Regions from separate parts of the Homo sapiens genome. Here region 2 is linked to region 1. Evidence: chromatin loops called from intact Hi-C (ENCODE). Cell type or tissue: Calu3. All regions are shown on one strand. Links, peaks and the distances in the headings refer to the core of each region. The heading gives the core; the rest is flanking DNA.

What was found. A loop is a pair of places that touch in the nucleus more often than their neighbours do. Peaks named below come from ENCODE experiments on the same cell type or tissue, not always from the same donor. Only the 100,000 strongest peaks of a DNase experiment are listed, where the experiment ranks them.
Region 2: a loop joins it to region 1, with 5 times the contacts of the local background. A loop is called at or near these places in 3 of 110 quality-filtered maps.

Annotation. Positions count from the first base shown.
Region 1 is chr9:109,338,833-109,353,786 of GRCh38, reverse strand. No RefSeq gene overlaps it. Among named protein-coding and RNA genes, the nearest start is that of EPB41L4B, 25 kb to the right of the region's middle. In Calu3, for the core only: no CTCF peak of the experiment used is centred there; a DNase peak (open chromatin) is centred at 8,226.
Region 2 is chr9:109,186,295-109,201,248 of GRCh38, reverse strand. EPB41L4B (erythrocyte membrane protein band 4.1 like 4B) reads left to right here. Exons shown (of 26, transcript NM_019114.5): 20 at 915-1,013; 21 at 6,852-7,029; 22 at 8,894-8,971. It also overlaps the pseudogene RNU6-984P. Among named protein-coding and RNA genes, the nearest start is that of FRRS1L, 27 kb to the right of the region's middle. In Calu3, for the core only: a CTCF peak has its summit at 8,265; a DNase peak (open chromatin) is centred at 8,288.

The sequences.
Region 1 (14,954 bases), core at 5,885-10,884:
CGAAGTTCAAGTTCTGAGGCAGCCTAGCACCTGGCATAGAATTCTGTTAGATTTAAATTCCACAAATTGAGAATCTATACTGTGCCAGGCATGGTGCTAGGCACATCATATAGATTCTCTCACAGAATCCTCAAAATGGTTCTGTAAAGGGCAAACTTTGTAAAGTATAAATTTTTAGCACCATTTTACAGATGCAGAAATTGAATCTCAGAAAGTGACATGCCCAATGAGCAAGAAGTAAGGGCTAAAGTAGAATTTACATCCCGGATTTCATCTAGGGCTCTTTCCATGACACCATGTATGGCCAAGACAGTTCATTGTCTACCAGATACCTATTCTCTTCTTCTTTCTCACTAAGGGAGCCCTGATTTCATTGGGGGATGACTTGTGCCCAACTAAAAGACTATATTTCTGAGCTCTTTGTGCTTAAAAGGTGGCCAGGGAGACATAAGTAGAAATCATTTGATGAAAATTCCAGAAAGTTCTATGGGAGGGGGGATATTGACTCAACTTCAAGATTCACCCTCTTCCTTTCCCACTTTCTTCCTCCTCCTACTTTGAAGTTGACATGATGTCTGAAGGTGCCATTTGGGAGACTTTGAAGATGGAAGACACACTCTCAGATTGGTAGAGCAGAAAGAAGCCTAAGACACACAGAGCTTCCATACCAATCTTCGAAGGCCTACTTGTATCATTTAAGCCCCTTGTTAGTTTAGAATCTTCAGTTCCTTACAGATAGAGTTTGTTTATTATTATCTTATAGATTCTGCTGAATGTTGCACTTGGATTCCCTGGTCCATGAAACTGTATGCTGAAAATGGTTTTTTGCCACAACTGGAAATTCTAGTAGGCAAATATGATATTTTATTAGGTATTATAATGCTCAGTTCTCAAACTAACATATAACATACTTCAGATTAAAGTAATGGTAGTAGCACCCTACATTTATTTAGCTCTTTGTGGAATGTGCATAATCTAATTTGGTCTTTACAAGTGTGTGAAGTAGAAAGGGAAGTGCTACTATTTCCAATTTATTAATGACAGAAACTGAAATTCAAGAAAGTCAGTAGAATCATAGCATCCTCAAATCTTGGGACAATAAAAGACCTTAAAGAGTTTGATCATGTTAATCTCATACTCATACTCATCAGTCTCATACTGTCATACTCTGTAGGGAAGTTCTTCTTCTCTACAGAATAGAATCCAAAACTTCCTAGATGGCATTTAAGGCTTTTAAAAATGGGATCCTAGGCTGGGCGCGGTGGCTCACACCTGTAATCCCAGCACTTTGGGAGGCCAAGGCAGGTGGATCACCTGAGGTCGGGACTTCGAGACCAGACTGACCAACATGGAGAAATCCCATCTCTACTAAAAATACAAAATTAGCCAATCGTGATGGCGCATGCCTGTAATCCCAGCTACCTGGGAGGCTGAAGCAGGAGAATTGCTTGAACCTGGGAGGCGGAGGTTGTGGTGAGCCGAGATGGCGCCATTGCACTCCAGCCTGGGCAACAAGAGCAAAACTCCATCTCAAAAGAAAAAAAAGGGGGGGGATTCTAACCTAGCTTTTCTACTTTATCTCCTCCCAACAAGAACCTTAATCATAGTATTGCCCCCAGGTCCCAGAAAGAGAAAATATGACTGACAGTTGAGTCTTAGCCTGGGTTTCCTCCAAAAATGGAGACTGAGACAAGAACTTGAGTGCAGACGCCAGGTGCAGTGGCTCATGCCTGTAATCCCAGCACTTTGGGAGGTCTAGGAGCTTGATCACTTGGGTCCAGGAGTTCAAGACCAGCCTGAGCAACGCGGGGAAACTCCAACTCTACAGAAAAAAAAAAATACAAAAACTAGGTGGGCATGGTGGCCCACACCTGTAGTCCCAGCTACTTGGCAGGCTAAGGTGGGAGAATTGCTTGAACCCAAGAGTCCGAGGCTGTAGTGAGCTCTGACCATGCCTATGAATAGCCACTGTACTCTGGCCTGCGCAACAGGACAAAACTCCATCTCTATAATATGTATATGTATAAAAGAGTGAGGTACAAAAGCATGTAAAACAAAGAAAGAGGAAAGGCTGGTTAAAGAGTATGTTATTATGTTAGTCATCATTGGGATAATTGGGGCTTAATCCTACAATTCTGAGAACCCCTCTCAGAATTGTTAGTCAGGTATGGTAGTGTGCACCTGCAGTCCTAGCTACTTGGAAGGATTGCTTGAGCTCAGGAGCTTGAGATCAGACTGGGCAACATACCAAGATATTGTCTCTTAAAAAAATAAAAAATAAAAAAGTCTACACTAACAGCAATCAGAAGTATTTATCCATTGACTCCCCTTGACTCCCGTTGACTCCCAGTATTTCATGGTTGCTCCCAGAAGGCTGTAACTCCCCGGGCTCTTCTGGGGGGCACCTGTGCGAACACCTAGCATCCCACATGGCAGCACTGGAGAAGTCTTGGGGCATGAAATGAAAGGCTTGTCCTTGAGGTGAGATGCTGTCAGGCCAAAGCAAATTAAAAGCCCACACAGAGTTCTGTTTCCAATTCTGACTAATCTAAGATCCTGCTAGATGGATTATCTGACAGACAATAGCTGTAACATCCTGGCTTGCTACGAATAGTAAGGAGCTCCCTGAAGGCACTAGAAGAGGAACACAAGCAGGCTGATTAAAGGAGGGAAGCTGCACAAAGTGACCTCCCATGTTCATGTCCAGCTGACAGTGTAAAATGGTCCGATGTGTGACGAACCAGGAATATAAAACACAGGCTTAAGAGCAAAGAAAACCACTAGGCACAATGGCTCACACCTGTAATCCCAACACTTTGGGAGGGTGAGGCAGGAGGATCACTTGAGTCTGGGAGTTCAAGACCAGCCTGGGCAACACAGCGAGACCCCGTCTCTACACATTTTTTTAAAATTTTAAAATGTAACAGATGGACTTAGGAGCAAAATGAAAGTAACCAAGGAAAGAGTAAGTAAACTTGAAAATAGTGCTATAGAAATTATATAACATGAAGAAAAAGATAAACGTTTTTTAAAAAAGGAACAGAGTCTATCAATCTGACTCTACCAGACTATTAGATAATATCATCATAATAAGTCTATCATATATGTAATTATAATATCAACATACATGTCTAACACATTTGTAATTGGAATCCCAAAAAGAAAATAAAGATAATTGAGCAGGAAAAAAAATTGAAAAAATAATGACTGAAATATTCCTAAATTTGATTTAAAACATGAATTTACAAAGCTGGGCATGGTGGCCCATGTCTACAGTCCCAACTATTCAGGAGGTTGAAGTGGGAGGATCTCTTGAGGCCAGGAATTCAAGGCTGCAGTGAGCTATGATCACGCCTGTGAGAATCCACTGCACTCCAGCCTGAGCAACATAGTAAGATTCTGTCCCAAAAAAATAAATAAATGAAAACAGGCATTTACGGAGTCATAATTAATACACTCCCCTTGCTCACTGTTACCACAGCTTTACCCATGGGGCAGAGATATTATAGTTAGTGCTCACCAGGTACCTATGAGCTTCCCTGGATTTCTCAGCCTCTGCTGAAGTTAGCTTCGGCCGACTATGTGGTCAGTTCTACCCAATGGACTATGAGCAGGAGTGATGGGTGCTACTTCTGGGTCAAGGCAGTTAATAGCCAATGTACTTCCTCCATCTCTCCTTAGCCCACTGTGACAGCACTGTGTTCCATATGGTGTGGTTATACGAAGGAAGAAATCCTCCTAACCTATACTGGACTTTGCATTGGCCAAAAAAAACCAAAAAACAAAAACAAAAAACAAAACAAAAAAAAACCTTTTTTTGTGAAAAGCCACTGAGACTTGGGGATAGGGGTTTTCTGTTGCAGCACCTGCCATTAATTACACTACTATACCCATTCAATTATAGGTCTGTGTTGCTAATCTCTTTCATTAGAATACGATCTATTTGAGGTCACTGGCAGGTGTTCATCTAATAACTCCAGCACCAGTCCCTGTAGAGCCTGGAATATGAAGTGTGCTTATTAAATGTGTGTTGAATGAATTACAAGTGAATGAATCATTCTGCCTGATGTTTCAAGACCTCAAGTAAACACTTACTAGAAACCCAAGGAATTCAAAAATTTCTAGAGCTGGAATTTGAACCCAGAATCTTCTAACTCCAAGCCAAGGGCTTTTTGCACATTATCATTGTGGATAAATGATGGGAACTGTGAATCACCTCCAATGTGTGGCAATTCAGCAGACAGGCAGCCTGTGTGTAGCTTTCTAGGACAATTATTCTGGAAAGTCATTTCTGGGAAAGGGCCCAAGAATCTACACACAGCAGAGGAGAAAGACTTCTTTAAACATTGACTGCTGCTGTTGATCTGGTCTTGAAGCTCTGAAAGCAACACAAGTCAGAATCCTCCTTGGGGACAGAAGAGCATCTGTCTTTTCAAAAATTTAGACATTCCTGTTAAACAATTTCTTGGGAATTAACAAGGAGGAAATTGAGCAGGGAAATTCTTAAAATCCCACAATTAGGCTCGAAAAGTCAATGCGAGTTCAGGGTGGGGAAACATTTTGTGAGAGCTTATGTGAATGTCTGAATTGACTGAAAACTCAGGAATAATACAGATAAATTACTTTGCTATCATCAGTGAGAGGAGTCTACTGCATGCCAGGTACAGAACTATATATATATTATCCTTTCTTGCTCCTTTTAATAAAGTGGTAAAGTATGTAATTCTGTTCCCACTTGGCAGGTAAAGGAAATGGGTTCAGGTGGGGCATGGTGGCCGACACCTGTAATCCCAGAGCTTTGGCAGGTGGAGGCAGGAGGATCGCTTGAGGCCAGGAGTTTGAGACCAGCCTGGGCAACATAGAAAGACCCCATCTCTATAAAAAATTTTTTTCTAATTAGGAAAAAAAAAAAAAAAGAAAATGGATTCAGAGTAGTTGTGAAACTTGCTAAAGATTACACAACTAGGAAATGGTTGCTATAAGATTCAAACTCAGGTGTCTTGGACTCCAGAGCCCATGCTCTAGGCTTTTAAATCTGGCCAATGCTGTGGCCAATGCAATTCTTTTATTTGAAAGTCTCAGAAACCCAGGAACTGGTTTAGACAATGGGACTTTATTGGTTCGCAGAATCCAAGAAGGACTGAATGACAATCCACTGGAAAGGCCATGCTATCCTGAGCTTTTGGAGCAACTGCCACCAGATGCCTGAATGCTGCAGCAGTCCCTCTTCACCCATTTCTCTGCTCCTCTCATCCACACCTTGCTCAGCTCCTACCAGGAAAGAGGGTTTGATTTGCTTCCTTCCAGTTTCAGAACTCCCCAGGCAGACATTTAATTGCACAGCTTTGGTCAGATGCCTCTTCTATAGAAATCCATCTGGCTGGGATCATGGGTCATCTAAAAACAAGTCCTCTCCCTGTTTTGTTTTGTTTTGTTTTGTTTTTGAGACAGGGTCTCGTTCCGTCACCCAGGCTGGAGTGCAGTAGCACCAACACAGCTCTCAGCAGCCTCGACCTACTGGGCTCAAGCAATCCTCCTTCCTCAGCCTCCTAAGTAGCTGGGACCACAGGTGCATGCCAACATTCCCAGCTAATTAAAAAAAAAATTGTACAGACAGGGTCTCACCGTGTTGCCCAGGCTGGTCTCCAATTCCTGGGCTCAAGCAACCCTCCCGCCTTAGCCTCCCAAAGTGCTGGGATTTCAGGCATGAACGACCTTGTACGGCCTGGAACAGGATCAGTGTTTAAAAAACCAAAATGATCAAAGGAACTAGAAACACTTAGCTTGAAGGAGAGGATACTCAGGAGGACATTCCTGTTATCTTCAAACATTTGAAGGACCAGCGTGAGGAAGACAGAGGATGTGCTCTGGGTCACTATGGGACCAGTAGTAAGAAGTTTCCAAGAGACAGATTTCAGGTTCACATTCAACATCCACTGAGTGCTTCCCATGTGTGGGATATTATATCGAGTTCCTTCACATATATAATCTCTCTTGATCCTCACAACAAATCTGTCATAAATTTCATTACACCTATTTCACACGTGAGAAAAGAGACCAAGACAAATAAATTGCCCAAGTGGCATGGATTTGATCCAGGTGTTCTATCTCTGCACTTTTCCCATTACATCATTCTGCTTCTTCACATACAGCTCTCTAATAATCATTTCGGTTCAAAGAGAGTTGGTATTTTTCAGGAGCAAAGGGCTGCCCATGTCTAAGGTTGCCCCTGCGAAAGTCCAGTGGTCATCTTCCCAGGACTTGATCAAGGTATGTTGCAAAATGAAAGCCATGGTTGGTCTAGAAAACTACCCTAAAGTCCATTCTGACTTTCACTTAATAAATTCTTCAAGCTTTTACAAATTCTTTTTAAAACTCTGTTGGGTTGAGCATAGTGGCATACACCTATAATCCCAGCTATTTGGGAGGCTGGGGCAGGAGGATCACTTGAGCCCAGGAATTCAAGTCCAGCCTGGGCAACATAGCGAGACCCTGTTTCTAAAGACAAAACAACATCAAAAATATCTCTGCTTGATATCTTTCATATGAACACCTCCTAGCCCTAAATCACTCTCTACCCTTTTGTACTCTGCTCTGAGCCTCATGATATGGGTCTGTATGGATTGCATCATGATCTTCCTGCCTGCTGGCTTCAGCTGATTCTGTCTAGCAGGGATCCCCAGGAGATCAGAGGAGGGAGGCAAGTGACAGACACTATGAGGTCACCTTTGGTTGGGTCTTCCCCCAACCGAAAGTCATTGCTCCTCTTACTGTGGCCAGCTGTGTGTCTCTTTCTCCTTCTAGGTTCTGTGAACTCCTTCCTTGCCTCTTCTCTTTCTCCTAGCAATGGTAACAGCTCTGTAGCTCTATACGAAAGACCCTGCAGCATCCCTTGTGATTTCCCCACACTCCCACACTTTTGAAATTAATCCCCTTATCAACGAACCATCCTCAAACCGTTTTGATGTTAGTGTACCACCTGTTTCCTATTGAGGCCCCGACTGATAGAATAACTTTTTCCAGATTGTAAATTCCTGTATCCTAATTATATTTTTCTACAAACTCAGTGTGGGACTTTCAGATATAGACTCAAGAAGAAAATTTAAATGACCTATAATCCCACCCCTAGAAATAGCTGACAGTTGGGGACATTTCTTTCCAACATTTTTCTGTGCACATATTACATACTTCTTTACATTGTGTATATCTCAATGTACGTACAATTTCATTAACACGATAACGTCATGAACATTTTCCCATGTCATTAAAAAGTCTTCATAAACATCAGTGTTTCAAAGTGGTATGCCATACTGTATCATGATTATTTTTCCACTTCCCTATTTGGGTTACTTATATTTTTTACTATCATAATAAATATCACTGGGCCAGGCGCGGTGGCTCACGCCTGTAATCCCAGCACTTTGGGGGGCTGAGGTGGGCAGATCACGAGGTCAGGAGTTCAAGACCAGCCTGACCAACATGGTGAAACCCCGTCTCTGCTAAAAATACAAAAATTAGCAGGGCGTGGTGGTGCGCGCCTGTAATCCTAGCTGCTCAGGAGGCTGAGACAGGAGAATCGCTTGAACCCAGGAGGCGGAGGTTGCAGTGAGCCGAGACCATGCCACTGCACTCCAGCCTGGGTGACAGAGCGAGACTCCGTCTCAATAAATAAATAAATAAATAAATATCACTGGTATGATGATCTCCATTCATAAGTCTTAGTCCAAACATCTGATTATTTCCTTAGGTCCCTCAAAATGTTGATGCTCAGGTAATGCCCAATATATTGAAAACACTAGAGGGAGCTTGAGAGTTCCCTGAAACAATCGTTTTCTGTGCCCTGGTGAAGAATGAAAATAACCTGCCAGGACTGGCAGAAGTATTAAAGGCATTTGAGGGTTTCCCTTTACCACTGGGAAAGCTATGCCTGATCTCACAATAAAACAATGTGGGCATTCTCTTCCCAGGCCTGGTTCCATCGTGGGTCGGGAGAGAGCTTGGTTTGTTATTTCGGCTGACAACAAGTGTGGTCAGGAATCTTTAGATCTGTGGATGACCAAGAGGGTGACCGCAAAGGCCACATTCAGCTTATAAAGAAAGTCGATCTGAGAGGCTTCTGAAAAAAGGCTCCGCTCCAGCCTCAGGGAGCCACAGTCCTGGGGTGAGTTCAGCAGGCCAGACCTTGCTGCAGAACTCGCTGGGCAAGTTCTAAGCAGCTGCTTGAGAGACTGTGGTGGGTAATTGTCCCTAACCAAGGTTCAGAGTCACCAACAAATGAGTGGGTGGCAACCCACGTGATCGGGGCTGTGCTGAGGAGGACGAGGTGGGGGCAGGGACCTGAGCTCCTGAGCCTTTAGCTCCTCTTCTGTTTCCCCTTCCACACCTTTTGAGAGGGTTCTTACTGTAGAAGACTCTGACACAGGGAGATCCTGCCAGAGCCCGAGCAGCCCATAGTAGCTGGATAAATGCAGCTGAAAAGAGAGGGAAAAACCCCTCAGCAAGTGACCCAAGAACCCTCAAGGATGAAGATGGCACAAGCTGTTCCCCTTGGGATAAGCATTCTGCCTCTTCCCCCTGGATCTATCTTCCCAGGCATTGGCCCCTCCTGGCCCACCACACTTGACTTGCTCATTTATGCAGGAGACAAATTAAGACCCTCTTTCCTTAAAGCCATAATTGCAGGAAGAACTTAGACCGTATGGAGAGTATGCCTATGACCCTGGAAGTCAATGACGTTTCACAGTTAACAAAGTTGGGAAGCTTTGGAAATACTGGGTCTCGGCAGGCTCAAGGTCCATACTTTCAAATACTAAAAGCAACTCAGATAGTTACTGTGAGACCTGCAAGACTTGCCCTTCAAACCCATGCACAATCTTAGTTGTGCAAAAAAAAATTACTTGGGGAATTTTTTAAAGTCCTCACACCCAGAGCAATCACAACAAAATCTCTGGGGTTGGGACCCAGACTTTAGTGTCCCTTAAAACTCTCCAGGTGATTTCAACGTGAGTCCAGATTGAGAACCACTGGTCTTAAAAGGATAATGAAAGAAGGCCAAGACTTTTAATACCTCAATAGGTATATACATTTTATTTATTTATTTATTTTCATTTTTATTTTATTTTTTGAGACAGATTCTTGCTCTGTCGCCCAGGCTGGAGTGCAGTGGCACAATCTTGGCTCACTGCAGCCTATGCCTCCCGGGTTCAAGTGATTCTTGTGCCTTGGCCTGCCGAGTAGCTGGGACCACAGGCATGCACCACCACACCCAGCTAATTTTTGTATTTTTAATAAAGATGGGTTTTTGCCATGTTGGCCGGGTGGGTCTCAAACTCCTGACCTCAAGTGATCCACCCACCTCAGCCTCCCAAAGTGTTGGGATTACAGGCATGAGCCACCGCATCCAGCCTCGATAGGCATATAAATTTAATGGCCATATTTCCAATCTGTACTTAGGTGTTCTCTTTCTTTGAATCTTGCTTTATGATGCATTCTGGCCTTCATTTACAAAGCCAATTAGAGATCTATAAATAAGTTATAATTTTAGTAGTTAAATTTAAGAAGAAAAAAATCTTGTGTCACTTGTACTCTGTGAGTTACCCTTGCCTGAGGAAAGTGTCATTGGTTGGCAAACCCAAGGCCACCTTTTTTCACTGAGCAGGCAGAATGGCTCGGCGGAATGAGAGGAAAAGTCAGAGTTCATCAAAGCGAAATCTTAAAGTTAGCAGGTGGAGAAGTTTGGGACAATGAGATATGCATCTAAGGGGCTGGGCGCGTGGCTCACACCTGTAATCTCAGCACTTTAGGAGGCCAAGGCAGGCTGATTACTTGAGGTCAGGAGTTCGAGGCCAGCCTGGCCAACATGGCAAAACCCCATCTCTACTAAAAATTTACAAAAATTAGCCGGGCGTAGTGGTGGGCACCTGTAATCCCAGGTACTTGGGAGGCTGGGGCACAAGAACCCCTTGAACCTGGGAGGCAGAGGCTGCAGTGAGCCGAGACCAGGCCACTGCACTCCAACCTGGGAAACAGAGTGAGACTTGAGGGGAGAATCGTGGAAGTTTTTTTTTTTCTTTTTTTTTTAAGAGACAGCCTCTCACTATGTTGCCTAGGCTGGTTCTCAAACTCTTAGGCTCAAGCTATCCTCCCATGTCAGCCTCCCAAAGTGCTGGGATTACAGACAAGAATCTTGCATTTTAAGTGCAGGAGTATGGCCTACGGGGGCTAGAGGGTGGCAATCAGTCAGGAGCTTATCTGGGTGTCCAACTGATATTCAGGAGCCCCTTGGACTGGACTTTGGTTTGTGTTGTAGTCAGGAAAGCTAAGATTCATCAAATCCTGAAGACTCAGCCCTCTAATTTCTGCATCCTCTTTTCTTTTCAACCTCAGCCACCCTCCTCTATGGTTTTTCATGGAGTAATACGGAATATAGAAAGAGCAGGGATCTTGGAATGAGACAGATACGAGTTCACAGCCTAGCTCTGTCGCTGACTGGCTATGTGATGGTCATGAGATGTTTGGCATCTGAGCATTCCGTTTCACATCCATGAACTCAGCAAGTGACCTGAGAATGTGCAGTACTGGTGTGTCAACCCTGCATCACCCATGGATTAACATGCCACCAGCTGTTCTCCTTGGATTAAGGACTTTGCCTCTTCTCCCTGGGTTCATTGTCCCAAGGATTGGCCTCTCCCGGCAACGCTGTTTGATTAGCTCATTTGCGCAGGAAATGAAGTCAGTAAAACCTTTAAGCTAAGGCAACAGGGGCCCCTGCTGTCATCAACCCTCATCAACCCATCAACTATAAGGCCCTATTCCAGTGTTCTTTTGCCTATACTCACCCTGCTGGGCAGGGGTTTCATGGGGCCAAAGGGACCTGCCTCTTAGAACAATTGCTTCCCTTTCTTCTTTTCTTTTCAAGATGGAGTTTTGCTCTTGTTGCCCAAGCTGGAGTGCAGTAGTGCTATCTTGGCTCACTGCAACCTCCGCCTCCCGGGTTCAAGCGATTCTTCTGCCTCAGCCTCCTGAGTAGCTGGGATTACAGGTGCCCGCCACCACACTTGGCTAATTTTTTGTATTTTTAGTAGAGATGGGGTTTCACCATGTTGGCCAGGCTGGTCTTGAATTCCTGACCTCAGGTGATCCACCCACCTTGGCCTCCCAAAGTGCTAGGATTATAGGCGTGAGCCACTGCACCTGGCCCAATCGCTCCCATTTCTAGACCACATTACAAGAGCCAGGACCCTGAAATTCCCTGTCCAAATGAGGCTGAGCCCACTTCTGGGTTCTCTGAAGGTTACTCCCCAGATCTTTCCCCTTGAGGTTGGACTACATGGCCCTTCCTAGGCCCCAAAGGAAGTCAAAGGCAGCTGATGGGAAGGGGGTGATCAGAATGGAGGTGGACAGAGCTGGAGCATCCTACTTCCACACAGGTGTGTCCTCGTGGTGGTTCAAGACAGAGTCAGGGTTGAGAAGAGAAGGGGGCAGCTCTCCCTGCCTGGCTACAGTTCAGCACAGAACACTGATGAGCTTAAGAATTCTAAATGTGAACTTGGCCTTCCAGGTCATTAAGAAGACATGTGTCAAGTTAGGAGGTTAGCGCATCTTTTAGTTAATAGCTTATTAGCGTAATTTTTAACTTTGAAAAATTGAGGCATATGGTATGTGGACCTCATCCTGGCCCCACAGATGTTACAGGCAGGCCTGGGGAAAATAATACAAGCATTTAGGTTGTTATGAGAATTAAAAAAATATGTATGAATGCAGAGTATGCAGAGAAGGTGCTCAGTAAGAATTATTCTCCTTTCTTTCTGGCTTGCCAATTCTGTCTTTAAAACTGCAGTTGTAAAAGAGAATTCTTCTCTAGGTAGGGCCATCACCTTCCTCCTTTTTTTCTAGGGTACAGCTTCATGCTGTGTTAACACTGGGGCTGGCTAACATGCCCTCAGGCCTTCCCGCGAAGAGGCTGATTCAAGTTTGACAGCTAAGTCAGGAACATTTAGTTAACCGTGGCCAAAAAATTTAAAAATGGCTCTTATGCCAATCAGGAAGGCCTCGGCCCCTTGTGAAGTACCTCTCCAGTGAGGCAGCCTTAAGGTAGGCGGGGCTTCAGGAACCCCAGGCCTTCTGGCAAGACCCACGGAAAGAGATTTCTGGGTGTGGGAAGCAGGGAGGCTCAGCAGCTGCTTTGGGGGCTCTGAGAGCTGTCTGCAGAAGTGCATTGTCCTGAACCAGGAACTGCGCCTGGAAAACTAGCCATGCTTCTTCAGGGACCAAGGAAGGGGTTGTTGGGGTGGGACTGATCAGGGGATCAAGAACCCAACAGTTAGGAGAAGCCAGACTTCTCTGATAAGTTGAAAGTAGCAGCTGGGTGCAGTGGCTCATACCTATAATCCAAGCACTTCGGGAGGCAGAGGCAGGTGGATCACTTGAGATCAGGAGTTCAAAAAAAGCCTGACCAACATAGTGAAACCCCATCTCTACTAAAAATACAAAATTAGCTGGGCGTGGTGGCACATGCCTGTAATTCCAGCTACTCGGGAGGCTGAGGCAAGAGAATCGCTTGAACCCAGAAGGCGGAGGTTGCAGTGAGCCAAGATCGCGCCACCACACTCCAGCCCAGGCAACGGAGTGAGACTCCATCTCAAAACAAAACAAACAAAAACCTAGCAGAACTGGTTCACTGTGCTAAGTATCTCAAATTTGCTGCTGTGTATCTACTTTTTACTTTGAAAATATCCATTTATTTATTTATTATTATTTTTATTTATTTATTTTTTGAGATGGAGTCTCACTCTGTCATCCAGGCTAGAGTGCAGTGGCGCCATATCGGCTCACTGCAACCTCTGCCTCCCGGGTTCAAGCGATTCTCCTGCCTCAGCCTCCCGAGTAGCTGGAATTACAGTCATGTGCCACCACTCCCGGCTGATTTTTGTATTTTTAGTAGAGACAGGGTTTCACCGTATTGGCCAGGGTGGTCTCGAACTCCTGACCTCAGGTGATCCGCCCACCTCAGCTTCCCAAAGTGCTGGGATTACAGGCGTGAGCCACTGCACCTGGCTGAAAATATCCATTTAATTTCTGCATTCTAAACAGCAAGTAGGAGTATGCTAAGCTGTTAGAAATTGGGGCCCAAGGAAAGGAAGACACAGCAGTTTGGGTGGAGGGAACAGTATATGCAAAGAGCTGCAGGCAGAAGAGGTAGGGCATCAAAAGACAGGGAAGCATGGCCGGACAAGGTGGCTCACGCCTGTAATCCCAGCTACTCGGGAGGCTGAGACAGGAGAATTGCTTGAACCCGGGAGGCAGAGGTTCCAGTGAGCCAAGATCGTGCCACTGCACTCCAGCCTGGGTGACGCAAAAAAAAAAAAAAAAAAACAGTAAAGCATGGACTACAAAGTGTGTGTCGGAGAGGAGGGTGGGAAGGTGATCTGGCCTTATTGAAATGGCTTTGAAGCATTCTGATGTTGCTTCTTGAATCATAGAGAAATATGTGCTCAAGACGCTATAAGATGATTTCCTCCTCGTTAGAAAAAGGCTTCTATAAATTTTGAGAAATTAAAACATTTTGGTTACTAAGTGTCAAGGACTGTTTAACCCATATATACATTGGACCTCTTGTGGCTAAATTTCAAATTAATCTATTTGTCTCTCATCTATCTATGTTTTTAAATCACCAGAAATAGAAAATTATTTTATATTTTTAAATCAAAGACAAATTTATTTGATAAGTTAGGTATCGCACTTAGACCTAAGAAACAGATCCCCTGAAAAAAATCACTATGAAAAAAATTTTCTGGCCAAGAGTGGTGGCTCACTACCTGCAATCCCAAGACTTTAGGAGGTCTAGGTAGGAGGATCACTTGAGCCCAGGAGTTTAACACCGGCCTGGGCAACATAGACCCCTGTCTCTACAAAAAATTTTAAAAATTAGCCAAGCATGATGGCACATGCCTATAGTCCCAGCTACTTGGGAGGCTGAAGTGGGAGGATCACCGGAGCCCGGGAGGTTGAGGCTGCAGTGAGTTCAGATCATATGACTGCACTCCAGCCTGGGCCACAAAGCAAGACCCTGTCTAAAAAAAATAAAAAATAAATAAATTCCTGAAGCCCTCCCTCAAGACCTGAAAAACAAACATGACAAATGTTTTCAACTTATTCAAATGCTAAAGAGGGCTGTCACTCTCAGAAACAAGATCTATTCAGTTATGCATCTAGTCATCTAGGGTAACATTGGACCTAAAGATCAAGAAATGTATACTCACATTGAGTATACATTTGTACTCTTTTGTTTCAATTTGTACTCTTTACCAAATTTTATCTGAAGGGCCTAGGGGTTAAGGATGCAGTAAATTCACCTCCACACCCATCTTCTCCTCCCCACAACATACATACTTTATATTAACTCCTTCTTGCCTCTCACGTTAAACCCAGGTTGGCTAACTTTGATGATGAAACACACTAGTCCTTTATACTTAAGGTTGGTATAAATGCAACATTGTTTATTTGCCAAATCCCAGAGAGGCAAAGATCTAATTAATCTATTAAGGCTTCTCTTGGAAAAAAGTCAAAATTTTCAGATGGGAAACCTAGGTGGCTATCATCAGGATGTTTTGCAACAGGGCTGGCTGGATTGCTCCAGACGATTCAGACGGCCTCTGCTCATGGAAGTTGTGGGTAGCAGGCTGGGAATGCAAATGAGGGAGCAACTCTGTTTGGGGATGTTCAGCTAGGCCAATGGCCATTGCCCTCTGCAGTGAAACAACTGTTCTGTTCCTGTGCCTCCAGAACTGGGACCAGAATAAGGGAAGGTGCAGATCGAATGGGGCCTCAGGAACCCCCAGGGCATGTCCTTGGAATCTTCCAAACAGCAAACTTGAGAGTTGGGGCTCAGCTCTACTGAGTGAAGGCTTCCTCTGAGGCTTTTGTTGATGGGCATGGCCACTCTTGGGACAGAG
Region 2 (14,954 bases), core at 6,247-11,246, 150 kb after region 1:
AAACTCCTGACCTCAAGTCATCTGCCCACCTCAGCCTCCTAAAGTGCTGGGATTACAGGCGTGAGCCACTGCACCCGGCCTCAACATGCATTTGTTAGGCCCCGGCCACATACTTATCACCATATTGAGCACTGACCCAAAAGTGTCAGTTGACTTGCCAGGTGTCCCTTTCAAGGACCTCAACTTGTTTTGATGCCTTGTTGGTCCTAGGAGGTAATGAACTGATTTTTTAAAAATGAAATTAGTCATGACCACTACAAAAATGCATTAAAAATTTTCCTTAAAATTACTATTTTGAGTAGGGTCCATTGGTTACCTGAAATAAATTCTTGAGTAAAGATAAAAGTGACGCTTAATTTTTAGCATTTTCACACATACATGGAATTAAAATGTGTTACAGCAAGTCCTAAAGGTCTTCTGATTATGCATTTTTCACACAAAGTATAGTATGGTTCTTATCTTTTTTTAAAAAAAAAATATAGTCTGTGCTATGTTTAAAATAGAATAGCTACCAGATTACTTGGAATTAAAAACAGGTTATCCATAGGTTTCTCTTCATTTTACTGGCAAAACCTGGTTATGAGCCAAACCCTCATTCTGGTTCACCCCTCATATTGGGGGGCAGGGGTGGCTGTTACGGAGCAGAGAAATTTTATTTTGTACCTCAATTATGTTTAGTTGCCCCATTTGCTATATTTTCTTCCCTATGATTTTTTTCTTACTGTTTGGATTTTCTATGGTTTTAAAATATAATTATAATTATGAACTAAGTACGGTAGAAAGGCAAAAAAAATGGATTTCTTGACTATCAATGTTATTAAGGTGTACATTAACTGAGAAAGCAGTCCCTATGGCTAAAACGAGACCATAAACCTTTTTTGATGGTATTGTTCTGTTTTTCGGTGTGTCTCTAGAAGTCCTATTCCTATTCGTGTGGAAACTGCCCAGCCAGCTGTGGAAAAGCCGGAAATCAAGCCTCCCCGAGTGAGGAAGTTAACAAGACAGTATAGTTTGTGAGTTCTGTACTGCAACTTTTTCAATTAAAACAACTATGATGACTAATTGTTTAGATACAAATGCTTCTTAGCCCTTCTGACTAGTCCCAGGGAGCAGCCCCCAAATTCCATTTATTTCCAATTTAGGTAATAATGAGACTAGCCCTTTCTCCCTGAAAACCTTACATAGTTAGCATAAGGATTCATTATTGACTACTGTGTAATAAATTACTCCCAAACTTAGTGTCTTAGAACAATCCACCTTTATCACCTCACAGTTCCTGTGGAGTGGGGGTCGGGGCATGGCTTAGCTGGGTCTTCTGTATCCGGGGCTCTTACAAGGCTGCATTCAAGGTGTCAGGGCTGCGGTCTCATCTGCAGGCTTGTTTTTACGGTTGCTGACAGGGATCAGGTCCTCAAGGACTCTTGGACAGAGGATGCCCTCAGCCTGTAGTCACATAGGTCTCTCCAGCCTTCTCCATCAGAGAAAGCACATAAGAAGAGCCAGAGAGAGTGACAGCAAGGCAAAGGCACAGTCTTTTGTAACCTACGCACAGAACTGACATCCCATCACTTTTTTTCTTTTTGAGACAAAGTCTTGCTCTGTCGCTCAGGCTGGAGTGCAGTGGTGTGATCTTGGCTCACTGCAATCCGCCTCCCAGGTTCAAGCAATTCCCCTGCCTCAGCCTCCCAAGTAGTTGGGATTACAGGTATAAGCCAATAAGCCTGGCTGATTTTTGTATTTTTGGTAGAGACGGGGTTTCACCATGTTGGCCAGGCTGGTCTAGAACTCCTGACCTCAAGTAATCTGCCTGCCTCGACCTCCCAAAGTGCTGGGACTGCAGGTGTGAGCCACCGCACCTGGCCCCCATCACTTTTGCCATATTCTGTTCATGAGAAGCAAATCCCTATGTCCAGCCCACACTCAAGGGGAGAGATTACACAGGGGCATGAATACTAGGACGGGGATCATTGCAACCCACATCAGAAGCTGCTTTCCACGGCATATCCATGAAAAGGCAGCCCCGTCTGTCAACAGAACCAAAGCTAATCACTGAGCTTTGACACCTGTAGGAGGAGCCATTTCCCAAAATGTCCCAGAATCACCAGGGCACATGTGCACCTGACTGTTCTAGGCATCGTTAGGGAATAGTAAAGTGACTTTGACAATTCCCATCCAAAGACTCACACTTTACTGGAGGGAAAGACAAGAGTCACAAATAATTATAATCCAAAGCAGAAAGATAATTGCTGTAATCAGGGTGGTGAGTACTAGTAATAGTTGTAGTACTGATCACAATGGTATTTCCCTTTTTTTTTTTTTTTTTGAGACAGAGCCTTGCTCTGTCACTCTGTCACTCTGTCACCCAGGCTGGAGTGCAGTGGCACAATCTTAGCTCACTGCAATCTCCACCTCCCGGATTCAAGCAATTCTCCTGTCTCAGCCTCCCAAGTAGTTGGGATTACAGGTGCCCGCCACCACACCCAGCTAATTTTTTTGTATTTTTAGTAGAGACAGGGTTTCACCATGTTGGCCAGGCTGGTTTCGAACTCCTGACCTCAAGTGATCCACCCCACCTTGGCCTCCCAAAGTGCTAGGATTACAGGCATGAGCCACCGTGCCCGGCTTGTAGTTCCCATTTCTTGACCTTAGCTATGGCATGGGTACTGTGCCCAGATGTGTCATTGGTCAGAGAGTAACTGCAGGGGGATCTCTGGACGAATGAAAAGGATGGGGGCTTTGGAGTTGGAAAGGCTTCTGTCAGGCCCCTGGCTAGTTTACAGCTGTAAGCTCTTGGAAAAGTGACTGTTTGATCCTCTCTTCCTTCCTCTGTAAAATGGATGAGATAATACCTGCCTCTGAGGAGTTTTGTGGGGCTTAACATGAGAGAATGTGGGTAAAGCCCCAATACCCTGGCCATAGGATGAGGTCCCCTTTCTTTCTTCTCTAGGACCTGGAAGCTTCTGAGGAAAGATGGAGTTTAGGGGGTACCCAGAGTGCAAAATGTAGGACAGGACACGGGATTCTGGATGCAATTCTCTAACAGCCATCTCAGGTCTGCCATTTGTACCTGTGAAAAGGAAAAGAGGCATGTATGGGGGATATTAAGGGAGATATATCCCACCTCATATCCTTCATAGAAACTTCTGGTCAGCTGCATTTCCTAGGAAAGCCAAAACGAGTAAAGTTCAAATAATTAACAGTCCTAATGATCTCTGGGGGACAATTAAGCCATGACAGTTTGCTTCCCTCGAGGATAAGACTGGCAGAACTTGCCATTCCTTTTACATTTTGAAACTCAAAATGTTACTATCACTCATTTGAGAGATGTAATCATGTTTGAAACAATGACTGGCTGATATATAACCTGGAAGGAAAGGAAATTTCACTAACTCACCAAACTCACTCTTTTTTTTGTTTTTTTTTTTTTTTGATACAGAGTCTCACTCTGTCGCCCAGGCTGGAGTGCAGTGGCACAATCTCGGCTCACTGCAACCTTCGCCTCCTGGGTTCAAGCGATTCTCCGGCCTCAGCCTCCCAAGTAGCTGGGACTACAGGCACATGACACCATGCCCGGCTAATCAAACTGGCTCTTTTAAGGACACTCTTTTTCAAACCTTGAACTTTACATGTGTATTTCTTAAGCTGCCCCAAAGTATTCTGCTTTGAAAATCAAACAATAGCAGCATTTTCCCCATTAGTAGAAAATAGCAACATCCATGGATGAGATTTTCCCAGTGTTATTGTCCCATAAAGAGTTCTCGAATCCTTGACGCTGGCTACCGCTCATTTGCCCATCTTTTTATTATTATTATTATTTTATTTTTTTGAGGTGGAGTCTCACTCTGTCACCCAGGCTGGAGTGCAATGGCTCAGTCTTAGCTCACTGCAGCCTCCGCCCCCTAGGTTCAAGTGATTCTCCTGCCTCAGCCTGCCGAGTAGCTGGGATTACAGGCGTGTGCCACCACGCCCAGCTAATTTTTGTGTTTTTAGTAGAGACAGGGTTTCCCCATGTTGGCCAGGTTGGTCTCGAACTCCTGACCTCAGGTGATCCGCCCGCTTCAGCCTCCCAAAGTGCTGGGATTACAGGCATGAGCCACCACACCTGGCCTTTGCCCATCTCTTTAACTCTTTGATATTGATAAAGTTGGCACGTGATCAAGGAATATAAATGGGAAAACTCAGATCTCTGATTTTCTGGAAAATATTTTTTACATCATCATTTTTGAGATACAGATTTGTGTGCACACATCGCCCTTTTGGCTGTTGTAATATTTCTAGTTCCTAGGCTGGAATAAGGTGTAGTCAGATTTTAGGTTGCTCCACCAAAAGCATTGTAACATTCAGGTGCTGTGAACAAGTCTTCAAACCACTGCTTTTAAAGATACAGACAAAAATCTCAGCCACATTATTTCCTGGAAATATGACAAGGAGGGAAAATGTGGCTGCTACATGCAGTGAGAATGGAGAAGTAGAGGGTCTCTACAGAGAGTTTAAGGCAGGCGAAAAGGTCTTTTTTTTTTTTTTTTTTTTCGGAGACAAGGCCTCACTCTGTTGCCCAAGCTGGAGTGCAGTGGTCGATCACAGCCCACTGCAGCCTCAGGTGATTCAGCTCAGGTGATCCTCCCACCTCAGCCTTCTGAGAAGCTGAGACTACAGGTGTGTGCCACCACATCTGGCTAATTTTTGTATTTTTTGTAGAGACAAGACCAGACCATGTTGCCCAGGCTGGTCTCGGACTCCTGTGCTCAAGCAATCGCCTGCCTTGGCCCCCCAGAGTGCCGGGATTACAGGCATTAGCCTCTGTGCCCAGCCAAAAGTGTCATTTTTTATTGATACCAGCTAGTATGTTTAGAAAATCATGAGCTATTTTATTTTTTTCCAGAAATATAACTTCACTGTTTATTTAAACATAGTGTAAAAGTCTAAAAAAAATTCAATAGTGCTCACTTTGGCATCACATATACTAAAATTGGACTCATACAGAGAAGATTAGCATGGTCCCCCTGCGCAAGGTGGACATGCAAATTTGTGAAGCGTTTCATATTTTAAATTTTTAATTAAATAATAAAATATTTATAAGTTAATTAAAATATTTAAAGAAAAGAAAAAAAAGTAAATAGGCAAGACAGAAGAGAAAAGTAGCCAATTTCCCAGAATCAAAAATAACCAGGGTTCATAGTTGACGACTGTTACATTAGACAAGTTTCTATGCTTATATATTGTTAAAATAGAAACAACTTCAAAGCAAAAAATCATTCTGTATGTAAAATTTTACTTATGAAACTGTTGTTTTATGACTTTATCATGAATTTACCTTAGAAACAGGTAAAATTGGAAGACTTGCTGAATTTTAGATATGCTTCTTGGCCATAAGATCTAAACTAAGACAAAAGATAAAAACCATGATGAATTTGGAGTCTTTTTCAATTTTAGGCAGTGTCAGTTGACTCCCTTCTGTGAAAAATGAGCTATGGTTTTTAAATGGCCTTTTATATAAAACTAAATAATAATAACTATGCTATTGAGGTGATAATTTTTTAAATGAGGTAAAAAGAAATTTTAACCCCGCTCCTCCACTTAACTAGCTTTGCGAACTTGAACAAATAATTTCACAATCAGCTGCTAAATATCATCTGATTCTCTGAAAAATGGAGATGGTAATAGGGTCGGTGTGAAAATTAAGTGGGTGAATGAACGTGTAACCCATCTGACCTATGTCATCTATGTGGATCCAAATACTTGGTGTATTATTAATTTTTCCATGTACTTATTCAATTCTCACCTTTCCCCCTTTTTAGTAATGAGCCCTAAGTCCTTCCCTTGAGGCTTCTCCATACACAGAATAATCTAAAACCTCTCAGGGACCCCTCAGTCAATCCCATCCGCACTGCAGCTTTGTCTCACGGCCTCATGTTCCCACGTGGCCCCGTGCTGGGCTGAGGCCTTACCAGTGATCTGCACAGGCTGCACTGGTGCCTACCTGTCATGGGTCTTGTATCTACACTCTTGAGCTCAGCCATCATTCTAAATCACAACCCCTATGCAAGGGTGGCTCCAGAAGCTCTACATGGCAGATCCTTAGGGACAATGTGCCTGGAGTCCCCAGCACCACCCTTAAAGCAGAGAGTCAGACAGATGTTTGTACACCCATGTTCATGGCAGCATGATTTATAATAGCCAAAAGAGTGGGAACAAGCCAAGTGTCCATCAACAGATGAATGGATAAACAGAATGTGGTATATCCATATAATGGAATTTTTATATTATAAAAATAAATGAAATTTTGATGTATGCTACAATGTGGATGGACCTTAAAAATATTATGGTGACTAAAATAAGCCAGACACAGAGGAACATAGAGTGTGTGATTCCACTTATGTGACGTTCCTAGAATAGGCAAATTCATTGGGACAGAAAGTGGAATTGATGTTACCAGAGGCTGCAGGGAGGGGCTTGGGGAGTTATCGTTCAATATCAATACAGAGTTTCTGTTGTCACTGATGAAAAAGTTTTGGGGACAGATAGTGGCAATGGTTGCACAATATTGTGAATGCATTTAATGCCACTGAATTGTATATTTATAAGCAGTTAAAATGATAAATATTATATTGTATATATTTTACCAACAAAACAAAACAACACCCTGGCAAATGACAGAAAATTCACCCCAATTTGTTTTGGCAAAAAAGTCAGAGTATTGGATCCTGCAAGCTGGACATCTGGTGGACATCTGTTTGGGAACCCCCAATCCCCATCCCTGGTCTTCCCACCCCTGCCCATCCTCCGTCCACTCCTCACAGCCTGTTTATTATTGTAATGAGCAGAGCTTCATGTGCTTTTAGTAACCGCAGTGATGAAGACGACCTCCCTCCAGACCTGGCCGAGGCAGTGGGAGTGACCACATCTACAACCACAAACACCACAACGGCCGCCACACAAGTCTCCGTGCCGCTGCCGTCCCCCAAGGTCCAGAATGTCAGCTCGCCTCACAAGTCAGAAGGCAAAGGCCTGCTGTCCCCTGGGGCCAAGGTATTGGGGGGTGGAAAGCCCTGGCGAGCAGCCACACTTGCTGGGAATTCAGTATCAATTTACTGAGTAGCATCTGGTGCATGTATTTAAATTTTGCATAATCAATTGTGTATACTCATAAAACAACAGCAACAACCAGAACATGTTTTTATATAACTTGACCCCAAAATACAAGCCAACCATTTGTGAGACAATGAGTGAAATATAAAATCAGGTTCATTGTACTTTAATTGCAATGTAAGAGATTTTTGAGGGCAGTTTTCATTTAGAATCTCATCTCTATAATAAGCTATTAGTCCACTGTAAAGATAGAAAGAGAGAAATGATTCCCCCCCAACCATAGTGAACAGTTTGGAGGAGCAAAAACATAGAAGTGTCCCCATCCCTTCCCTTATGTCATATAGCCGGTGTTAGTAGTTTGAAAATAGGAAATATTATTCCATTTGCTGGTTTGAAATTTCAGGAAATTGCCTGAGATGTGAATGGGCTATGACAAAGGCTTTACACAAGATGTTTCTCTTGGTTTTCTTTGAGAGACCTCTAGCTACGATTACTCTTTGGCAATTGGTCCAAATACAATTGAACCTATTGCTGTCCAAGTGGATTCAAGTCAGAGGTTGCAGTGGTTCATGTGACTACACAGAGAAAAGGTGCGTGCAGGAGGCAGGTGCCCTGAAGGCAAGACCGGAGCTTCAGAGGCTGTTCCCAGCTCTTCCATTCATAAGCCACAGCACTCACTTCCAAAACCTTTATTTCTTCGAGCCTCAATTTCTTCCTCTTAAAAATGGGAATAAGATCTGCTATCTTGCCCTGGCTGGCGTCAGGTTCAGTGGAGGTTAAAGTGCTCATGCAAACTGGATGCCTGAGGCTTTTGCAGCTTCAGGGATCACAATTCCTGGTGACAGCTGAAGAATAATGGTCCAGGGCCACCTCCTGCATTACCAAGGCCAGTCTTTCACCTGGTGCCTTCCCTGGGTGTCTCTGGAAATATCTCTGCTTAGTGTTCTGCACAGAAACCTGCCTGGAGTGCTCAGCCAGCGACTGGCCAAGATCGAGGTTCTCTGCTTCTCTATAGATCACCTCCACCTATTGGCATCTCAGCCTGGATTATCCTCCACTGTGTGGAGCCCCCTGTACAACTTTGTCTCAGGTGTGGACCCAGGCTCCTATCACATATCCCACACTGTGGTTAAAACCAGGCTGAACGAAACATTTACGAAACAGAAGGGGGTTGGGGTGGCGTGGAGGGGATGCAAGTGGCATCCCACCAAAGGCCACAGGGCTCCCTCTCCTGGCCATCTCTCTCCTTGGGGCCTTGCTTGAACCACGTTGATGGGACTTCTTTTTTCTCCCTTAAAAGACCTCGAGGCCATCCATGCAGCTAAGACCCCAGAGCAGGAGGGCAAAACATTTTCCAAAAGCAAGCAACATAATCCACATGCCATCACCTGCCATGAAGATCATTGCTCTTAGTGTGCAGATCAGTTTAGCTCCTGGAGGACCCTGGATTTGATCCTCTTAATCTAGGACAAGGTCTTTGCTCTCTCTTTATACATTCAGAGGACTCTTTCAAGTGTTTTTTCCCCAAAAGACCAGTAGAAAAGCACTAAGAGCACTTAAGAAAAGCGGCCCGCAGCTCTGAAAGGGACAGCTCTCTGCACCATGCCTACTTCTACCTATGAAAAAATTGGGGTTCAAGTCTCAACATTTTGTACACTACTTGGTGAGGGAAATACAAGGGGATTGTCATTGCTAATGAGATCAGTGTAGAGGAGAGGCTGGGAACCTCTGCCTGTCTTTTCTGGTGAACTTTATCATCAATGCAGTGCCGTCTCTAACCAGGGGTGTTTGTCTGTCTCCCTAGAGCCCCTCTGACCGAGGAGGTGCCTTTACCCTGGAGCCGGGTGATCTTCTGATGGATTTCACAGAAGCCACTCCTCTGGTAAACTTCCTATTTTGCTAAAACCAGAAAAGTCACAGACCATAGAAACATCTTGGCAGTGGGACGGATGGACAGAGGTGGGCATTGCTGTTGAGGAGCCTCTTCCTCTTGTCCTGGAGGCTCAGGGATCAGCTTTCATCCAGGGGTCAGGCACTGTGGGTCCCTCCACCTCTAGAGCCCTTGAGGGAGGAAGGGGTGCTCCTTTGCTCCGAGGGTAGTTGTGGGGGTCCTGCCCATGCCTGTCTACTGCACTTCGAGTGTTATAGGGCTCCTCGGTGTTTTGTTCTCGGCTTCTTGGCTTCCTGGACTGCGCCCTGCATGCCCACCCGTGGGGAATCTCTTGCTGTTGCTTCCGACGATCCATCTGGTCTGAAGCACTGGCTCAAGGCCACACCCCAGCTTTCCAGGCCCCTCGCACCTCCTGCCATCTTCCATCCTCTGCATACAGGTCTCCCCTTAGGGATGGCAGCCCTTGTGGGACTCCTGCAGGTGAGAAACCCTTTTCAGGGAACAAGTAAAGGGCCTGGTGGGTCTGAGAATTAGGGTCAATTTCCAAAAAAAAAACATGGTGGCTTTGACAAGAGTGATGAGATTCCCTTAGAGATCATTGTGTTGCAGGTCCAGCTTGTAGATTTAATTACTTATAGATTTAAATGGTCTTTTCTTTGTTTGAACTGAACAGGCTGAGATGAGAAAGGAAGCAGCATCTGGTAGGGAATTGGAGATGCCGTGATCTGAGGGGCAATGCCTGCCAAATGACTGTCCAGCCTCTGCTTGCACCCCTTCAGTAATAGGAAGCTCATTCTCTCTCCCCAAGACACGCTGCTCACATCTCAGGGTATCTCCAACTAAGCTATGAAATGGGTATGGGCCTGTTTCACTGCTCAGGCATGGGACAACTGAGGTCCTTGCACTGCACTGAGACACAGCCACCACTTCACAGCTGAAGTTTGCAGTGAATGTGTGTCCTCAGGATAAAGCATCCTTTGAGGCATGAGTGCATGTATGCAGGCCTCAGGGAGAAGGTATCCTGGGCATCTAGCTTTTTGGCAAGAGCTTCCTCCATTTTGGGCTTTCCTTGGTACCATGGGCCTTGACCTCACTTTGTTCCAGAATCCTATTTCCATGAGCGCCAAAGGGTCCTAGAAGGGAAGAGGGGACTCCAGCCATCTGCTTCTCCCTTTGGTCCTCCTCCCTCCATCTGCTTCCCCCAGCATCAGAAATGCAAGCAGCAGCCCTCCTACCTGTTGGTAGGGTGATGGACAGGTCTCTATCTCAGGGGACCAGGCCTGCCTCCGCAAGTCAGTGTCCTGGATGCTGCTGATGAGGGCTGCAGAGGGGCTTCCTTATCCATGGGAGGAAGGAGCCAGAAGTAGAGGGAGGCAAGGGTGACCCCCGTGCCTGACTTGTGACCAGGGCTTCCTCAACTAACTGGCCCCAGCCTATCAGGTGGAACAATGCCTTGGGACCATCTCATCCAGTCCTTCACATATAGATGGGAAAACCAAGGCCCAGACAGGGGCAGACACTTGTCCCAAGTCACATAGCAAGTGTGTATCAAAGCCAGTTCTAGAACCTAGACTCTGGGCTGCCATTCCAGTGGCAGATGGCCCAATCCAGGATGTGTCTGTGTCTTTCCCTGTTAGCCAGTACCCTCCCTCAAAGCGGGTCAGATGCCCTGGTCTCAGTCTGGGCTGTGGGACAGCCCTGGGACCATCTCCAAGCTGTCAGCCCAGGTTTGGTCCTCAGAGTTGCTGAGTGGAGCATGAGGAAGGGAAGTGCTCAGGTACCTTGGTCTAGGAGACTCAGCCTGGATGAGCTATGGTTATTTTGCCACCAGCCCTGTGCCCTTTGCCTGTGGCTGCTCTCTCTGGGCCTTCCCATCAGCATTTCCTGCTGAAGAGGAAGCAGCCCTTTACGGGCATGAATGTCAGAACTTCCCATGTGCTACTCATCACACAGGCAGTGAATTACCCCTCCTTGGTGAATACTTTTTCCATGTAGTCATTTCCCAAGCTTACAGCCTATCTCTAGCCCCCTGCCTCCTACTGGATGAGACTCCTGAGGCCCCACCACTATCCTGGTCCCTAGGCCCAGTGCTGGACCAACAGGGAACTGGAGATCTTGCCTTCATTCAGCAACGTTCCACCAAGACACTATCAGAACCAGCGTAACCTAGCCGAGCGTGGTAGTATGTGCCTGTAATCCCAGCTACACAGAAGGCTAAGGCAAGAGAATCATTTGAACCCAGGAGGCGGAGGTTGCAGTGAGCCAGGGTCACGCCACTGCATTCCAGCCTGGGCAACAAAGCGAGAGTCCATCTCAAAAGAAAAGAAAAGAAAAGAAAAAGCTGGGCATGGTGGTATTATTCCTGTAATCCCAGCACTCTGGAAGGCCAAGGCGGGTGGATCACCTGAGGTCAGGAGTTCAAGACCAGCCTGGCCAACATGGTGAAACCCCATCTCTGCTAATAATACAAAAATTAGCTGGGCATGGTGGCACACATCTGTAGTCCCAGCTACTTGGGAGGCTGAGGCAGGAGAATCGCTTGACCCCCAGAGGCAGAGGTTGCAGTGAGCCGAGATCGCGCCATTGCATTCCAGCCTGGGCAACAAGAGTGAAACTCCGTCTCCAAAAAAAATAAATAAATAAAAAGAAAAAGAACTAGCATAAGCCTTTCACTTTTATCACTCTTGATACTTGTGGCCGGTCTCTGTGTAGAGTGGTTTTCAAAGAAGCACAGTCCAAAGAGCCCAGATTAATAAAAAGTTTCAATCTGGAACAGGCATCTCTCAAAAAATCATTAAAGAATATTACATTAACACCTCCTGTAACACATCTTGATCTCTTTTTGCCTTTTCTTTTATTCTCTTACATTCCTGCTTGACTCCAGGGACTTTCATTCCCAAACTCTCCACAAAGAAACACTCTTTCCAACTTCGCTTTTGTAGGTTTCTTCCCCCTCCTTTTCCCAAACCTTTTCCTCTCTAATCCCCAACTCTTTTATTAGGTAGCTCAATTTAGCAATCTTAAGCTTTAGAACTTTTGCAGCTTCACGTCTTTCCATTTCCGATTCTGTATCAGAGTTCGTAATCAGATCTGAATTTCTGCCTGGGTTGCAAGAGGTGGAATACGTGGGTGAGAAGGGAAGGAGGCAAGTGAGTCAAGACAGCACCTGCTCTCCAGTTGGTATTTTCTTTAGGATGTGAATGTGAGCAGGTGCTTGGGGGCATTGGCGTTGACTGAGCGAGGGGAGTTGGGGGAGGGTACATTGATGCATTAGTGATGTTCACCCTAGAATGCGGAGTCCTGCACGCTACTCCAAGTCTACCGTGCTAGCTTCCCTCCCCAGGTAACACAGACCATGAATACCTGTGCTTTCTGTGTTCTTTACGCTTTCTCTTTGGGGCTCGTCCCTCTCTGATCCCCATGCTTCATGAACCACTTACCCAACTGCAAAGCAGAGCCAATTAACACCCAGATCCCTTCTGGGCCATGACATGTTAGTCAAAAGTTCATGTGTCTGGAAGGACAGGGCCCTGGCCAGAGGAAGGCTGTGTAGGGCATTGGAACAGGCCCTGGGTTAGGTGTTAGAAGGGAGTTTCCATCTGGTGCAATAACTTACTTTTATTTTGAACTTAATTATACCAGCAGGGCTGAAGCTGAATCTCAAATTAAATTAGGGTACCCCTTCTGTGATTTTGGCTGTGTTCCCTAGGGCACAGGGAGGTGGAGAGAAATCTATTTAGTCCATGATGTCATCTGTTCACTGATACATCTAGGCCTCTCTTTGGTTCTTTCGTGGCTGTTTTGGGTGGGTGGAGATCACTCTCCTGCCAGGATGTGTGACTCTCTACCTGTTGGACAACATTCTGTTTGGAGGCCACCCTGTCCTGGGGCCTGCCATCTCCTCAGCTCTACCTGAGGGGGTTGGCAGGGCTGGTTCTTGCTGCTCTTCAGTCCCTGCTTCCCAGCCTCAGTGTCTGGAGAAAGTTGCACAGGGCCCCTTTGCTCGGTACTCACTAAAGTCTACTCCTCCTCCCTTTCCCTCTGACTTTTCTCTCCAATGGTCAAACTAGCCATCTCTTTTCCTATCTGGATGATGAAGAAGCCTTACACATTTTCATCATCATGTATCTATGCAGAGAATCTTTCTGTTTCCCCGAGAGTCAGATTTTGAACTCAAAAGCCAAGCATGTACAGATGAATGTAGCTGCTTGCCTGCAGAAAAGACCCAAGGAAGAAAGGAAATACTAGGAGAAAAAAATTAAGTGGTATTCCAAAATAGCCTTTGATTCCATGTGTTATCTTATTTCCTTCTCACGTAACAACAGTCTGGAGCGTGGGAGCCCCAGGATGTTCTTTTGTTTCAATCCAATCAGATGTATATTGAGAAAGGTCAGAAAGGCTTGTGCGGTGGATCAACACTTCTTTACCACGAAAGTCAAATGCTGGACCATCCCTTAAGGCGCTCATTATGTTCTTCAGTTGGTGGCCAGGACACATTTTGGCTTCTAGGCAGTGTGGCCATGTTTCTTGGTCATTTGTGCCAGCTTTTATTTTCTTCAAAAAATACCCATTGCGTGCCTGCTATCATCAGAGAAGAAAAGACCCAGTGGCCTGGGTCCCCTGTTGTAGTTGTTTCTGGTTGGAGTATGGATGCCCTGGGGCAGTAGTGGGAACTGTTCCTGAGGGTAGCAGGGAGACATATTTCTGCAGGATATACCCTGAGGTCCATAGAGAGCAGCAGGAGGGTTTTAAGTAGTCTGGTAAAAGTTAACTGCAGGTGACTCAGATGGATTCACTTGACTAAAAACTAGATTTAGAAACAGTCAACAAAATGAACCATGGACTAAGACTTTGCAAATGCAATTTCTACATCTCCCAAATTTGAATAGTAAAACAGGCCATCGTGAAGACCATTGTGAGATAATAGTTGTAAAAAGCCCTTTGGAAATTGTCCAGGACTGCACAATTGTAAAGAGGACAGAGATAGATCACTTTGGAGACGGAAAAGAGGCTGGCAATTTTCTTGATCATTTTTCTATGAAACTTACCCAGGGGCTGTGTTTTATTCTTCACAGCAGGATGATATCAACTATTTAAGGAAACTCTCTTGAGATAAAAGACGTGTATATTTGTTCTCTGGAGCAAATGGTCCCTCCCTGAAACCCAAAATAACCCTGTCCGTGGTTCCCTCTCCTAACATCAAGCATCCTCTGTCCTCCAACCTCATCCTCACCAGTACAAGCTGTTGGACCTCTGCTGGGCGCATGGTGCTATTCAAGGATAAGGTGGAGAACCCTGCGTATCCCAAAGGATGTGGCACTTTTTTCACAATGTTTGGTATTTTCCAGCTAAGTAGCAGGGTGTCCCAGTGTCAAACGAGATGCCACGGCTGGGCCCATGCATCTCGTCATGGGTCAGGGTCAGTTTGTTTTCTGAACACAGATAACAAAGAGCCAAGACATATGAAATCCTCAACTATATGTTACAGCTGGGCACAATGGATCATGCCTGTAATCCCAGTACTTTGGGAGGCCGAGGAGGTGGGGAATCTCTTGAGGCTGGGAGTTCAAGACCAGCCTGGGCAACATAGTGGGACCTCGCCTCTATAAAAAAGAAAAATTAAAATATTAGCCAGGCATGGTGGCACATATCTGTAGTCCCAGCTACTCAGGAGGCTGAGGCAGGAGGATTGCTTGAGCCCAGGATTTTAAGGCTGCCATGAGCTGTGATCACACGACTGCACTCCAGCCTGGGTGACAGAGCAAGACCCTGTCTCTTAAAAAATATGGCATGGTAGCTCACACTTGTAATCCCAACACTTTGGGAGGCCGAGGCGGGTGGATCACTTGAGGTCAGGAGTTTGAGACCAGCCTGGCCAACATGGTGAAACCCTGTCTCCATTAAAATTACAAAATTAGCTGGGCATGGTGGTGCATACCTGTAGTCCCAGCTACTTTGGGGGCTGAGGCAGGAG